Regions from separate parts of the Mus musculus genome. Here region 2 is linked to region 1. A link is a loop called in an ENCODE intact Hi-C map of the cell type or tissue named here. Cell type or tissue: gastrocnemius. All regions are shown on one strand.

Region 1 (2,500 bases):
AACGTTTCTAAGGAGATATTGAAAATGCAGCTGCCTCTGCCAATAAAAAAAAATTGAGTCAGCAATGAGGCTGATGACCTACAAGACCAAGAATTCACTTTTGTAGTGCGGAGTTAATAAGCAGGCGGAAGGTTAGGAGAGCCTTGGTCAAGGACAGCTTAGGTAGAGAGCAGCAGGGAAGGAAGGGGTCAAGATCTACGCCTGGCTATTTCCCTTTCGGCTAGGCTCCATTATTCGCACGTCCATTTGAGAACCACAGAAAGCAGTCCTAGGCTGTGGGAGAATCTGATTGCTCGCAGAGTCTATCTTCACCGTGTAGCTTCTCCTTTCTCACTAACTAGCCAATGCTGCCGCCTTATGCAAAGCTTGCACCTCGGCGAGAACCTGCTTTACAGAGGCAGGACGACGCCAATCGGCCTGGAGCGGTCACTGTTTCCTTTTAGCTCCGCGGCAGGCAGGGGGTTCGTCCCAGTGCTCGAAACCTTTTCAACCTCGTTCTGAAAAAGCGCCTCATCAATAATAATAAACCGCGCGTTCAATTCTAGCTTGGAGACTCCCGCTAACCGGGGAGGGAGCAGGGCTCGGGGGCGCGTTGGCACGGCTCACCCCGATAACGGGCGGGTGTGGGCGGCTGGCAGCCTCAGGGCGGGAGCGGAGCGCGGCCCCCGCCGGGGAGGGGCCTCGGCGGAAGAGCCGGGGGCGGACTTCTTCCAGGCTCTTGGAGAAGCTCTAAAAATGGCGGGCGGCAACCCAGCGAGCGGGTCGCGCAGGCGCCGCGGAGTCCGTCCTTCCGCTCGCCTGGGGCGGCCCAGGAGCTGTCCACAGCGCCCTCGTCCAGACGTCTCCGCGGCTCGCCATTGGCCGAGCGGAGCAGGAGCCTCGCAGAGGGGGGCGGTGCAGCCACGCAAAAGGCCACGTTTCCCGCGCCGCTGCTGCGCGTGCGCGCCCCCCGGAGGCGAGCGATGGCGCGCGGCCCCGTCCGAGGGCCCCTGCTCGCGCCTCAGCTCCCTCCCCTTTCCGGGCAGGCCCGTCCTGTCAGCGGAGCAGTGAGCAGCGCGGCCAGCAGAGGGCGGTCGGGACCCGAGTCTGCAGCGGCGCCATTGGCGTGTGGAAAATGCCACCAGATGGCGGGTTAGGATTGCAGCTCCGTTGAAGGCGCGGCCCCCGCTCCCGAACCCCCGGCGACCACCCCGTAACCACCCCCCCACCTCGGGAATAACACACCGGAGACTTTTGGGGGGAAACTAGGTCGACGGCCGACAGCGCCCGGATGGGCAGCTGAGGTGAGCGCGGGCGGCGGCGGCGGCGGCGGGGGGCGGGAAAGGGGGAAATGCGGCGGCGGCGGCGGCAGCGGCGCGGGGGCTGGAAGCGCCGATCCAAGATGGAGGCCGGGCGAGAGCTTGGGAGCGCGAGCGGCGAGCGGCGGGCGGGCGGGCGGGCCGGCGCGGGCCCCGCGCGGGGGAGGGAGGCCGCGCGGGCCTGTGCGCGGCGCGGCGCGGCGGCTGCAGGCGGGCGGCCGAGCGTCCGGGACCCGCTGTGGGCGCGGCGGGCGCTCCGCTTCCCTCCACCCCTCCCCGCGGGCCGCGAAAACGGTGCCCCCGCCCGCCCGGGCTCCGCGGCGGTAGCGCGGAAGCCTTTGTGGCGCGCTCGGGCCCGCCGCCAAGCCCGCCCTCCGCCCCCCCGCCCGGGCTCTCGGGACTCGCCCGCGCCCGGGCCAGCCTAGGCGGGCTGGCGCGAACGCCTTCCGCCGCCCTGCGTTTCTGCGGTGCTTTGGCGGCGGCGGCGTCACATGACAAGGAGCTCGCTTCTGTCGAGGGTCCTGGGGGTCGCTCAGCCCAGACTGCTGTCCCAGGCCCCTGCTTTGCTGGGGTGGGGTAGGGCTGAGGACCTGGGCCGACGGGACGTCGCAGTCCTGGCTTTCCCGCTATCCGCCGTCCGAGCTCCGGGTGAAACGTGTCCAGGCCGGAGCACTGCCCCGCTAGTTTCCCAATCCCCCGGGAGATGAGGCCAATAAAAGTTGTTTTTCCTCTTCCCTGAAGGTGGGGGGCGGGATGAAGAGCTGGGAAACCCGAGTGCTGGGAGCTGGACTTGGAGGGGTCCGAACCGAGTGCTGTTTGTGTGTAGTAGGGACCACAACATTTTCTGGTTTTCGGATTGTCACGTCACCCGCTTCTGTCTACGTTAGGATTGTTACTGATTCTTTCCACATTGCAGACAGTCGTGTCCTGGGAGTGTTAAGCTCTGGGGTGGTTTTGGAGCCCTATAGACCCCAAATAGTGCAGTTTGTGGTAGCGAGTTATTTGCTGTTGAAGTTGGTGTTAACATGAGGGGCATGTTTATTCTCTTCTGGTTGTGCTTAGAGACAGCTATATTTTACATCTAGCAAAAGTAGTGTTTGTGAAAGTACCAAAATCCGCATAAAGTTGTACGATGTGTAACTTAATGGAATTTGTAACTTTACCTTTAGGTTTCCCAGTGGGTTTTTTTTTTTTTTCATATA
Region 2 (2,500 bases), 120 kb after region 1:
TTTTTTCAGGGAGTACTACACTAGGAGTGCAAATTTCTCGAAGTAGACAAATTGTCTTGGTTATTCGTGTTTCATGTTATTGTCATAGGACCTCGGCACCTGGAGTTACGTTATCTGTGGAATTTCTTGGTATGTCTATGTGGTCTCACCTTTGGATTTTTTATTACCCCATTTGGTCAGATTGCAGGTGTGGTACTTGATACTGTGGAATCAATTTGGAGGCAACTCTTGATAGTTAAATATGGTTTCTGAAGTGTTCCCAGCTCAGCTACCAAAAGTTTTGATTTCTCACCCCTGGAGCAAACCTTTCTGTTGATGTAGTAGATTGTCTTGCTAATGTTCAGAATTCCTTGGAGGGCTATCCAAATTGTACAGGTGGTCAGACCTTGGGGCAGCAGGGAGTCACAGTTTAAGTTGGTAGTATTTCATAAAGGATAAAGGAACTGGAATATTATGCCTTTCTCAGGTGGGTGTTATGCGGAAGGATACCTGTGTGCTGAAGGTCTTGGTGTATGGTGTGACAAACTGATTCAGGGGCTTGCTGCCTGTGGTCCTGCCCTGTGGTACCTAGTCAAGCTGAGAATAGTGTAGTTCAGTTCTCTGTTTTACTCCCATGACTGAACTTAAGCTTTTCTTAGTCACTACAAGTCCTTCTTATATCATGAGATAAAAAAATAGTAATAATTTGGTGGGCGGTGGTGGCGCACGCCTTTAATCCCAGCACTTGGCAGGCAGAGGCAGGTGGATTTTTGAGTTAGAGGCCAGCCTGGTCTACAAAGTGAGTTCCAGGACAGCCAGGGCTATACAGAGAAACCCTGTCTCGAAAAACCAAAAAAAAAAAAAAAAAAGTAATATTTTTACTCTGTGGTGTTTTGCTGTTCTCTCCTCCCTGGTGCAGTTAGGAGTCACAAGCATGTTTGGGTCTGAAATGATGGGAATTGGTGGGAGAACTCACTAATAGAACCTACCATTTTGTGAAACTAAATAATAGATGACAGTTTACTAATATAATGTTCAACCATCTTCACTCTTACCAAGGAAGGAATATATTCATATTTTAACTAGGAATGTTACAAAGTATAGACTGCCATCTAGAGACAGACACATCAGTGAAGGTAAAATCACAACTTTAAAGCTATTGTAAAAATTGCATATTTTATAAAATATCTTCATAATATTTTTTTTATTTTTACTCCGTTATTGCATACATAAACCAGGTGATTCACATGTACTCCAACATACTTAACACATTTTGTTGGAAATTTCTCTTGGAAAGCAACCAGAATATGAGTCTTTTTCTCTACATTTTGTCCAGCTTCCCTTCTTATTTCATTAGAAAGATGGTCAAACTCATTGCATTGCTAGATAATCAGCCGTGCATTTACTGTGTGCTGACACTTTTTTAGTGACTTCCTTCCAGTTTTAGTAGTCTTAGTACTACTCTTCTCTTCTTCTGAAGGGTTCTTTTACCAAATTCATTGATACTCTTTGGCAGTCTTTCCCTTTTTTATTTTGATTTATAGCTCATGTGAACCTAGATAAAGCAAACATGAAAGAAAGACCACCAAAAGTTTGTCCTAGTATCTGATTGCAATATCCGTTCAATACCATAATGGCAGATAATTTAAGAATCTGTGACTATAATCTTTGAAATATGAGGTTGATTCATACACAGAACACTTGAAAGGCCTTTACTATTTGGAATGCTTTTTGCTAGAGTATCAGGCAGTGGTAGCATATTTTATCACACATAGGTTTCAGTAGTGCTAAGTATGTAATGTTATGTCGTTAAAAGCTTGAAACTTAAAATGTTATTTGCGATATTGTTATAGTATCAAGTAGCAAAATTTTGCCTGTGTCTAGTTTCCTGTCTTTAATTTTTCATGTAACTGTCACATTTACGCCCTTTTGTTTTTAGTTGGAAAGATAAAAAGGGCCAGGCAGCTACTAGTATAGAACTTAGGGAAGTAAATCCTAACATGGACAAGAAGCATCCAAGAATACAATTCTGCTTGTCTGGCCAGTAATAAGGTGCATGCAGAGGTGACCCAGGTGCAGTTCTCCAGGCTGTACTCTGGTTTATATACAGAGCTGTGCGACAGTTTACTTGTTCCCGAGTTTCTTCTGATTGCTTCATTCCATTCTCTTCTGGTAAATACAAGGTACTTTGGATAGGGTTGTTTAGTGCTGTTGAGCCTAATCACCTCTACTTTGGATTGAAGACTAGGTTTGAGTGGTTAGGTAACTGCTGTAGTATTTTTTCTGGTTTTTAGAAAAAAAGGCAGGTTCCAACTTTGCAAACACCATTTTAACCTGGAAACAAAGGTAATTAGAAATTCAGGTTCCAGTAGAGTTCCATGGAGGTTCTAGAGTTCTGCCAAAACCAACAACCCAAGAAAAGCATCCTATCACTTCATTCATGGACTTCATGTTAAGAGCAGTGGTAAAAATAGGTTAAAGTTGGCAGCTCAGTATTGACTCTGCTTTTTATGAACTATAG

Evidence for each region. Peaks named below come from ENCODE experiments on the same cell type or tissue, not always from the same donor. Only the 100,000 strongest peaks of a DNase experiment are listed, where the experiment ranks them.
Region 2: a loop joins it to region 1, with 2.0 times the contacts of the local background. A loop is called at or near these places in 12 of 42 quality-filtered maps.

What each region holds. Positions count from the first base shown.
Region 1 is chr9:100,642,514-100,645,013 of GRCm38, forward strand. It overlaps Stag1 (stromal antigen 1), which reads left to right and starts at 935. Exons shown (of 34, transcript NM_009282.4): 1 at 935-1,283. In gastrocnemius, CTCF peaks have their summits at 414 and 1,079 (motif pointing right); DNase peaks (open chromatin) are centred at 921 and 1,746; H3K4me3 peaks cover 2,500 bases; H3K27ac peaks cover 2,500 bases.
Region 2 is chr9:100,759,447-100,761,946 of GRCm38, forward strand. The region is part of intron 5 of Stag1 (stromal antigen 1); the gene reads left to right. Among named protein-coding and RNA genes, the nearest start is that of Stag1, 120 kb to the left of the region's middle. In gastrocnemius, a CTCF peak has its summit at 1,106 (motif pointing left); no DNase peak of the experiment used is centred here.